Regions from separate parts of the Homo sapiens genome. Here region 1 is linked to region 2. Evidence: read pairs that join two places in POLR2A ChIA-PET (ENCODE). Cell type or tissue: PC-9. All regions are shown on one strand. Each heading gives the region's core, and the rest is flanking DNA. Links, peaks and the distances in the headings are about the cores only.

Region 1 (5,379 bases), core at 166-5,165, 100 kb before region 2:
GATGAGAAGACTATACTCTGTTGTCAGTGGGTGGAGTATTCTATAGATGTCTATTAGGTACAATTTGGTCAAGTGTTGAATTTAAGTCCAGAATTTCTGTGTTCGCTTTCTGCCTCAGTGATCTGTCTAACACTACCAATGAGGTTTGTGGTAGTGGAGGTGATAATTCTTATAAAATAGATGATAAAGGTGATAAAGAGGTTGCCCAAAAAACTCTGAGAAGTCAAATTCTCAGCATAAGAATGAAGAGAACTGAGATAAGCTTAGAAAAATTATAATAGTTTTGATGAATCCTTAGAGTGTATTGTTCTGATTCATGATCTTCCAGCATTAGTGCCCATCAGCCTGGTAGCCCTCAGCAAGTCTGCTACTTCCCGTTAAAGCAGCAGTGGTGTGATTACTACTAACAGTATTACTAGTTTTTATTATGATGACAATGCTAGAACCCATCAGCTGCTGTGTTAAGGGCTTTATATACATCAACATTTCAAATTCTGACAACAATCTTGTGACTATCATCACTCCTATTTAATAGAACACAATGATGAAGCCCAAAGAGGTTAAACAGTGGGCCCACATTTTCCAGTACAGACTAACAGAGCTGATTTGAAGTCTTGGGGGGTGGTTGATCAAGAAAGGAAGCCACCGTATCCTACGTGACACTGGCCTTGTATGGAAGTACCCAACAGTGCTGTGAAGGCCTTCCTCCTCTCCCAGTCTCCTTCTGGACTTGCGCTTTCATCACTTAAAACTCTATTTTTTTACATTGCCAAATGCTCTTCATTCTGTCAGAGGAAGCATATTTAGCTATGATCAATCTGCTTTCATTAAATCTTTAGTGATGCTGAGGGAAACGAAAAACTACTTGAAGCAGACATCAGGGACCTGGGCATCTAAACAGGCTCTATTTCTTACTTGCTTTGTCATCTGAGGCCACATGGTTTCCCCTTCTCCCATTTTGGTTTCCTCATCGGGAAGCAGGAATAAATGTTTTCTTTGCAGTGTAGTTGTGAAGTACCATTGATTCAATGGATCTAAAAGTTCTCTGTAAAAAGTAAATTCTCATAAAAAGACAAAATATTCTTTGTTCTTGGGTTAAAAGATTATTTTTAGTTTGTTATAACCAAGTCAATACTAGTACACATCATTATTATCCTCATACATGAAAATAAGAAAAAAATCCACAGTCTCTTCATGCAGAAATAGCAGTTAACACTTTAGTGTAGATCCTCCCAGAACTTTTATTAAAATGAAAAATACTCGGCCAGGCACAGTGGCTCATGCCTGTAATCCCAGCACTTTGGGAGGCCGAGGCAGGCGGATCACAAGGTCAGGAGATCGAGCCCATCCTGGCTAACACGGTGAAACCCTGTCTCCACTAAAAATACAAAAAAATTAGCCGGGCGTGGTGGCGGTCGCCTGTAGTCCCAGCTACTCGGGAGGCTGAGGCAGGAGAATGGAGTGAACCCAGGAGATGGAGCTTGCAGTGAGCCGAGATCATGCCACCGCACAACAGCCTGGGCGACAGAGCGATACTCCATCTCAAAACAAAAAAAAAAAGAAAAATACTCTTGCTATTGTAATTATAATTTTGCAAAAATCAGTTGTTATTGATGCTGTACTGTTCTATGCTGACAAGATGGAGAAAGGAAAGAGACTGAGGGCAGTAGGTTGACCAGGTAGGAGAAGGGGCTAAAGAGGAACAGGGGTACATTTACTCAGAAGCCACCAGACTGGTAGCTAGTTGGGTAATCAGTTAAAGCAGTTAGTCAGTTAGAGCAAAGAAACATTAAAAATGGAAAACATTTTTAATATTTTACTAAAGTAAAACATATAAATATTCTTTCATTTGACAGTATTTTGAAGGGATAAGGCCTCTTTTAAGACATGTGACATCTAATAGGAGTCATGTGTAGTCATTTAAAAAGTCAGTGGTTTTCAGTCCCAATAGCTTTAAAGTAGAGCCAGAACTGAAGGACAGTTGGGGAACAATCTGAGTTCAGAATTATTCTAGATTTAACAAAATTTTCCAATTATTTTACACTTGCCTCACCTGCATGAAACTCTAAGATTGTTTTGTATTTGCTTTGTTTTCTAAGCAACTTGTCTTTACTGTTTATGGAAAGCATTCAGTTTGGATTTTGGACAACAGCAATTCTTTCCCTCACTCATATTTCATTGCTTTACATAATTACAAAAACAAGTGCAACTGGCAAAACCAGCTCGTGGACAAACATATCTGCCTCTTGGTAAACCTAAACTGTGGAAGCAGAACTACCCCAGGGACCTTAAAACCTGACTCCCGAGGAAGCAGTCACTTTGCTTTAGGCAGTGCGTGTAACGGAGAGGAAGGCAAGCATGGGAAAAGCCAGTTTTGAGGATTTCTCATACATTGCAAAAACAACTGTGTCCATCAGGACCCTTTTGCTGCAAGTAACAGAAACCCTCACAAAAGCTGGGTTTTAAAAAAAGGGGATTTATTCAGAGATAAAGCAGTCTTCATGGTTAGTCAGGCATGGTGCCTCATGCCTTTGTAATCCCAGTGCTTTGGGAGGAAGAGGAAGGTGCATCACTTGAGGCCAAGAGTTCTAGACCAGCCTTGGCAACATAGCAAGACCCTGTCTCTACAAAAAAAATTTAAAAATTAGCCCAGTGTGGTGGCATGAACCTATAGTCCTAGCTACTTGGGAAGCTGAGGAGGAAAGATCATTTGAGCCCAGAAGTGGGAGGCTGCAGTGAGATATAATCTCACCACTGCACTCCAGCCTAGGTGACAGAGCAAGACCCTGTCTCTTAAAAAAAAAAAAAAAGAAAGAAAAAAGAAAAGAAAGAAAAAGAAAAGAAAAAAAGAAAGGCTAGTTGAATCAGTAGTTTAGCAATGTTACTGGACCCCAGATTATTTCCATTGCTCCACTCTTCATCCGCAGCATCAGCTTCCTCTTATGACTGGGGCCAACAGCTGGACATCTCGTTTCCTTTTCCTCACTGGTAGGAGAGAGAACAGGTGTCCATTTGGAATTATGTCCTTCCCTTCTGTCTGACCAGTTCAAGTTGGGTCTCATACCTGCCCCTGGACAAATTAATCATCATCATCAAAGGAATGGCATCTGGTGATTGGTTTAAAATATCAGCATCCACTTCTGGAGCTGGGAATGAGTTCGGCTTCCCATTCCTGTGAATCTCATGATTCGTGTGAACACCTGAACAAAACCGGATCCTGTGAAGGAAGAAGTGGTGAGGAAAGCATGCTCAGAGAGATGGCTACTTCACATTACTGCCTCTTGCCAGGTCTGTTTCCTCAGATGCCAGGATTGTACATTCCCAAGCCATCTTGGTCAACACGGTATCATCCACCTACTTAACTAGTCTTCCTTTAATTCAGGGTCACAAATATTGATGGGTTCTCCCAGGGCCTGGAGCCCCGCCTGCACTTCCCGGGGTTATTCCCTGGCCCATCCTACAAGGAAGCATTTTATAGCTGCTCTCCCTTCAAAGCTCCAACACCTGCTCCCCCTCCCTCATAGTCTAGCTGATGTCTTCCTCTCAAACTTCACAAAGAAGCTTCAAGCTGCAGACTAGACCTTCCCTTCATCAACTGTACCCTGCAGCTGTCTCTGCCCACGTGCTCTTTCCTAGGCCTCAGTGGGGGAGTTGGCTGCTCTCTCAGGCCAACCTTACCATCTGCTAGCTCCTGGACCCCAGCCCCCCTCACCTTCTCAGGACCTTTTCAGGCTGGCTCTGCATCCAGCCCCTCTCTCTCTAACTCCAAAGGCATACAAAGGTGCCGGAATCTTGCATCTTAAAAACCAAGTCAACCAAAGCCAAAAAAAACTCTTCCCTGACCTTCTCCCTCCTGTTACAATCTTGTTTTTTTCCATACAACATGTCTTTAAAGTGCTGTTTAGAGGCACTGTCTCCACTTTCTCAGTTCTCGTTCTCTCAATTCACTGTCATTGAGCTGTTGAACCCATCACTCCCCAAAACGGTTCTAATCAATGTGATTAATGACTTATTTTGCCAAATCTGGTCACTTGTTGCTTTTCTGACCCTATCCTTTAGCACTTTCTTCAACCTCTCACTTTCTCCTCCAGCTTCTATAGCACACCCTCTCCTAGGTGGATTTCCTTCCCCAATCACTTGCTGTTCCTCCATCTCCTCTCTTTGAGGACGGCCAAGATTGATTTGGGACCTTATTCTTTTCCCCTTCCCTCCCCTCCACTTCTCTTTCTTTTCCTCTCCCCATCCTCTTTCAATATTTACGTGGCCCAGCTTATCTGTTCAACTCCCTGTTTAAAGTCATTCCTTGCTGATGATTGGCAGGTTTACAGTTCCACTCCTGATCTGTCCACTAAGCTTCAGGCTTGTAGAGGCAGCGGGTTGCCTCTATACTCTGCTTAAAAGTCTAATAGCATCTCCACCTCATATGCCCTAAACAGAACTTTGGGTTCCTTCCACCTCTGTCCCTCAAGCTCACTTCTCCTCTAGTCTCTTTATCAACTTAGGAAATGACACCACCATCTACTACACTGTGGCTCCAGTCTCACACAGGAATCACTCTTGATTCCTCTTGTCCCGTGCTACTCCCTTCATATACTCCATCAGTGAGTGCTGTCATCTTCCCCAAGACAGCCTCAATTCATCCTCTTTTCTTTATCTCTAGCTCTAAGCTGCAATCATCTCACGGAAATACTGTGAGAACCTGGTACAATTTCTATTCTGCACAGAGACCAGAGTAATCCACAAATATTAAGTCAGATCATCTCACTCCCTTTTGTAAAAACCCTTTTGTGGCTTCCTGTTGTGGGCAGAACTAAATCAAGACAGCTTATCATGGCCTAAGAGGACTTACCGGAGCTGGTCATGACCCCTTCTGACCTCATTTGGTGAAATTGGGCCCTGGGCACACTGACCCTCTGCCTGCGAAAACGCAGGCTCATGCCCACCCAGTGTCTTTCAAGTTTCTCTGCTCCTGATTTTTACAAGATTTTATCTTTCTCATTATTAAGTTCTCAGCCTAAAGGTCACGTCCTCAGAGGCCTTTCCTGACCACCCAGTCTAAATTAGCTCCTTGCCCTCATCACTCCCTACTCTTAATTTTGTTCTACTTTTGTTCTAGAACTTAATGCTATTTTGATTATCTTCCCATCCATTTCTAGACTGTAACCACCGGGGAGGCAGAATACTTTATCTTGTTTACTATTGTTAAATGAAATTTATGGGAGACTATTGTTTTGGACTGGGCTCCTGAACTAGGCCCAGCAGACCAGAATGGAGTCATTCATGTTAAATGCCACATAATCAAACTGAACTCTGAAATAGGCCAGCTTTCTAATAAAAAAAAAAATAGAGAGCGAATGAGATTCACAGCAACTAATCAAA
Region 2 (5,379 bases), core at 73-5,072:
CATACATTTGGGGAATTAACATATATCTTCCACAAGGAAACTTAGGAAGGTTATTTCATCATTAATTTACAGCCATTCCTTTTACCTACATATTTTTGCAGAATCACTATTAGTCACCTCCTCTTTCCATCACGTATTCTTTACAGAAGCCCTGAACTTCAGACAGAGACGAGGCTGTTAAATTCTTGTGGGTTTCCAGTGCCACCACAGACAGACTAAATGGCATAATTCATTCAGTAAGTATTTAAGGAGTGCCTACCCTATGCCAGGTCTGTGCTGGGCACTGGGATTCTGAGATGAACTAAATATGGTCCTTTCTTCAAAGTGTTCATAACTTAAAGGCAGAGACAAAGAAGAAAATGCACAATTAAAATTCTGTAGAGAAGAGGGGACTCAGAAGGGCATCTAACTTGGCCAGGATGAGAGAATAGGGGTGAAGCAGGGCAACTGAGAAATATTACCAAGAGTAAGTGACTCTTGAGTGGGTAAAGGGGAGAGAGGAGCTTCATGCAGCGATACCCCCCATTCAAAGGCATGAAGGCAGGAGAAGGCTCCCCTGAGTCAGTGGTAGCCATTAGTTCGGGGTTGGGGAAAAGAGGTGAAGAGATTCAGACTAAGAAGTTAGGTACAGAATAGATGGTGCTGGGCTTTGCACTTGAGCTTCACACTGAAGGCAGTAGGGAGCCCATGAAAGATTCTGCATTTTCTCTGGTTTGTGATCCAGGAGGGGTAGACAGGAGCTGGACAGAGGGCAGTCTATGCCAGATAAACCTGGACCAGGATCAAGGCAGAGCATTGCAGAGGAAAGGACAGATATGAGTAGCCATTTAAGGTGAATCAAATATGTTTTGTTTTGTTTGTTTGTTTGTTTGAGACGGAGTCTCGCTCTGTCGCCCAGGCTGGAGTGCAGTGCGTGATCTTGGCTCATTGCAAGCTCTGCCTCCCGGGTTCACGCCATTCTCCCTCCTCAGCCTCCCGAGTAGCTGGGATTACAGGCACCCGCCACCACGCTTGGCTAATTTTGTTTTTGTATTTTTAGTAGAAATGGGGTTTCACTGTGTTAGCCAGGATGTTCTCGATCTCCTGACCTCGTGATCTGCCCGCCTGGGCCTCCCAAAGTGCTGGGATTACAGGCGTGAGCCACCGCGCCTGGCCGATCAAATATGTTTTAAATGTAGATAATCTTACTTGCAGGGAAGCCCAGGCAGAAAAACTGGAGAAAAGAAAAACATGCCTCATTCCCTTCCTATGACATCCTGTTGTGTCTGAGCTTTATTACTACAAGGTGGGGACACAGACTTTTCTAATGATAGTGGGCTATTTAGCACTTAACTTTAATCAGACCTGGTGCTGAGGCACTTTACATGGAAGGGGATCAGAATATGCCACCCCAAAATATGCCACTTTAGTGTAAGGATTATTTTCAGCTGGAAGCAATTGAGAATCAACAGATGCAGAAAGAGTTCTTTCCTCTCCCCTTATCTGACTAAAAGCAGGGCACAAATTTGCCTTTGTGAAGGTGTTTCCTCTGTGCCAGTAAGGGAAGAACAACCCATCACCAGAGTCTAACCACTTCTTTGAGTTTCACTCCTTTTTTGTGAACTCCTGTGCATGTAAATATTAATAAAAATTTTGTGTCTGCTCTTTTGTTAGTCTGTCTTTTGTTAGGTTAATTTGCACGCCCCCAGCAAAAGAAGAGAGTAGAGGAAAAATTTTTCCTCCCCAACAACATACATCATCTCACTGAACCCTTATCCCTCTTAGTGCGGAAGGTACATACCCCATTTTTTAGATCCAAAAACAAAACTAAGGGATGTTAAGGGGCTGGTCCAAGGTCACGTAGCTAACAGGTGGCAGAGCTGGGATTTGTACCCATGCCTACACGACCACACAGCCTGAACATCCAGCAACTATCCTGCAATTCCAGTGTGTAGGAAACACAGTCTAACAGAGTTAGCAGACAGGGATTGGAGCAGCGTAAAATCCATATTCTAATTCTAGCCCCATTACTATCAACAAAATATTAATCATGTAAATATTTGTGTTGTTCTTTATAGTTCTGATAATAAAGTCATTGCTTCAGTGGTATGACCTTGAGTAAATCGTGTAACCCATCTGTGTCTTAATGTTTTCCCATGAATCAGCACATGGCTTTTAAATTCTTACTATGTTTTAAGTCCTATTCTAATTGGAAGACTGTAATCTTTTATTTTGTTTGAAATAAAATAGCAATGATTTTCACCCTCTTTGTGAGCCCACAAACAAAACAGTAGATATTTAAATTCTGTGGTTACAAGAAAATAAAACAGAAAGAAGTCCTTTCAGTTCTGCTAAATGCAAAATGAACATATATGCAGGCCAGGTGGGGAAGAGATGGGCTGCATTTTTGTCTTGGGCATTAACCAATGTAACTAAGTGGTCAATTGCTATAATTTGAAACAGGAAGGGAAGCAGAAGAACTCCTGTTGATGCTGTTATTTTAAGTAGGTGCATGGTCTATCCTTATCTGGGTAACTTGACTGTCTCAGGCTTGACTAAGCTGCAAGTTCCAAGTTGGTCATATTAACACTGTTTACCTAATCTCAAAGCTCTGAGTGGTCACCGAGGGAGTCCCTAGGAGAGTCATTGTTGATAGAGAGGGTGAGGAGGGAGTAAACTGTAGTTCCCCAGGCTTTTGGACAAGGCTTTTGTTGAGGGGATTCAGAGAATGGTGGGAGCAGAAGAGAGCCAGTGGAATGGAGACAGAGCTGAGGTGGGGAAGAAAGATGGAGCAAGACATAGCAGCTGCTGGCCAGGCACGGTAGCTCATGACTGTAATCCCAGCACTTTGCGAGGCCAAGGCAGGTGGATCACCTGAGATCAGCAGTCCGAGACCAGCCTGGCCAACATGGTGAAACCCCGTATCTACTAAAAATACAAAAAAACTAGCTGGGCGTGGCGGCGGGCGCCTGTAAACCCAGCTACTTGGGAGGCTGAGACAGGAAGAGGTTGCAGTGAGCCAAGATTGCGCCATTGCACTCCAGCTTGGGCGACAAGAGTGAAACTCCATCGCAAAAAAATAAAACAAACAAACAAAACGACATAGCAGCTGCTGCAGGAGAGAAATTTCAAAAAGTGGTGATGAGACATTTAGAAAGGTTTGGGTGTATGATATGTAAATTTCTCTTTCGTCTACAAACAAAATTGCAACAAAACTCTGCCTGGTTAAATGTTGTGCTGGTTATTTGACTGTTTGCCTCCAGATCCATCCTTTGTGTCTGCTCTGTATGTCTGACTGTTGCAAGCTATGATACCCAGGCTCTCTTGACCACCTGTTTTAGCCTCACTTAACCAGCGAGAGGTACTGTTGGAGATTGGAGGTTGGGAGGAAAGGGGAAGCCAAAGTATTTCTTGTCCTCTTTTTCTGCCATGGGAGGCATATCTGGCAGTAGCTGCCCTCCTCTGTGGCTCCAGCTCTTGCCTGAATATTTCTGTTATAATGCTAGTGTCTATCAAGGGACCCCCAGATCCTTCCTTTGTCTCTCCAGTCTTAAGGGTGGGTGGTGGCTTCCCACTTGCTAATCTTTGGGATGCCTCATCTACCCTAGTGACTATTTTAGCTCCTCTAACACCTTTATAATTAATTCTTCGTATTTAATATCTTCTATTTAATAACCTGATGGGACCCTGATCAATACAGAGGAGACGTACCTTTTTTCCTCTCCTGGTTTCTATAACGAGGGAGTTCTCCAAGCACATGTTTTGTTTCCCTTAGCCCTTTTATTCATCCCACCCCTAGGGCTCTGGAGTGAGTAATTGGATGGTAATTTTGGAAGAATCGCTGAGCATGTTGGGTCAGCTTTGCTGCTTCCTATTAGGAGTGGGCATTCCAAGAATGCACAGTATCTCTCTGTATTGCAAGTCTTGCCTGGGCAGGCCTGCTCTAGCCTAGCAAATGCCTGACTATGGGCAAGTCTGTCTGATTTTAGCCCACTTGACCACCAGACCTAAAACCTAGTCTTCTAGCCTGGCCTCTGCCGGTAACAAAGGTGATCCCCATTTGCTCTACCTTTGTTTTATTTCTTCAACTTGTTCAGGATGCAAGTGAGCAAGAAGAGTGCCATTTATTGTGGCTCCCTCCTTCAGAGACTTTAACATTATTCATCAATTCTTTCGGAACTGGATTTATGATTTTTTAAATATGCTATAGTAACAGAGAAGGCCTAAAGGTAGGGGTGTGTGGACTGAGCTGGTGAGACAATGCTTCCCTCCTTAGCAATTTCTGGGACTCGCCAGTTGATCCCACATGTGTCCATGGATCAGCCCTGCTTATTGCTTACTTCCCAACTGCACTCTGTCTCACCTAACAGGACTACAGTGGTGCCATTGAGCTAGAATATTATTCTCAATGGCCAGATGCTTTAACCAAAATTAATGTCTGCTCATGCAGTTGGAATCCTACCATATGATGTTGCTGTTGGAAGTAAAGGCCTGCTGTACTTCAGTGTCAGTAAGATTGACTTCCAGTTGTTTCCTTATGATTCCTGAAACCACTGTCATCCCTAGCTCCCAAGGCAAGACCTTCCTCCCTCGTGCAGAATTCTTCCATGGTCATCCCCATCATTCTTCCTGTAATCTGGCTGCTTTGGAACCACCTGGCATGATTTGAACACAAGCATACATGTCTAGTCCCCTCAGATGTATGTGGTTCAGATTTTTTCTCCCTAGGAGCGCCTCAGATTCTATATAACTCAGGGGCTCAACGTATATACCAGGGGAGGGTTGTCCCTACACTGCGCTCTCCAGAAGCATCAAGTCTCAGCTATAACCTCGTGTCTATATATATATATATATATAGTATATATATTTTGTTTTTTTGAGACAGAGTTTCACTCTTGTTGCCCAAGCTGGAGTGCGATGGCGCAATCTCAGCTCACTGCAACCTCCACCTCCCAGGTTCAAGCGATTCTCCTGCATCAGCCTCCCAAGTAGCTGGGATTACAGGCACGTGCCACCATGCCCAGCTAATTTTTTTGTATTTTTAGTAGAAATGGAGTTTCACCATGTTAGCCAGGTGGCCAAGATCACGCCATTGCACTCCAGCCTGAGCAACAAAAGTGAAACTCTGTCTCAAAAAAAAAAAAAGGCATATTTCTTCAGTTGTATTTGAATACCACGATGGGGTCAGGATTCTGGGACAAGAAGTAGCCAAACTGAGAAACAGATTAGGACCCTGCTGCCGAGGATGTACTTCAGCCCCAAGCATGATGGAATTGATGGAATTGAGGTCATTTATAACAATCCTACACAGAAGCACTGCAGGTTGACTTAGAGCCACTTGCATTTATAATGAAATTTCAGTGATAGGGAACCACTGAGAATGTGGTGGACTCTTTCTTC

What was found. Peaks named below come from ENCODE experiments on the same cell type or tissue, not always from the same donor. Only the 100,000 strongest peaks of a DNase experiment are listed, where the experiment ranks them.
Region 1: POLR2A ChIA-PET joins it to region 2 with 5 read pairs; 5 of 35 experiments call an interaction of 5 or more read pairs at or near these places.

What each region holds. Positions count from the first base shown.
Region 1 is chr12:47,367,496-47,372,874 of GRCh38, reverse strand. It overlaps LINC02416 (long intergenic non-protein coding RNA 2416), which reads right to left. Exons shown (of 4, transcript NR_183615.1): 3 at 3,065-3,217; 4 at 1,035-2,985. Among named protein-coding and RNA genes, the nearest start is that of MIR4494, 5.9 kb to the right of the region's middle. In PC-9, for the core only: no CTCF peak of the experiment used is centred there; a DNase peak (open chromatin) is centred at 2,234; H3K27ac peaks cover 1,579 bases.
Region 2 is chr12:47,266,239-47,271,617 of GRCh38, reverse strand. No RefSeq gene overlaps it. Among named protein-coding and RNA genes, the nearest start is that of PCED1B-AS1, 52 kb to the right of the region's middle. RefSeq lists enhancers at 1-822, 3,163-3,212. In PC-9, for the core only: no CTCF peak of the experiment used is centred there; a DNase peak (open chromatin) is centred at 167; H3K4me3 peaks cover 972 bases; H3K27ac peaks cover 3,814 bases.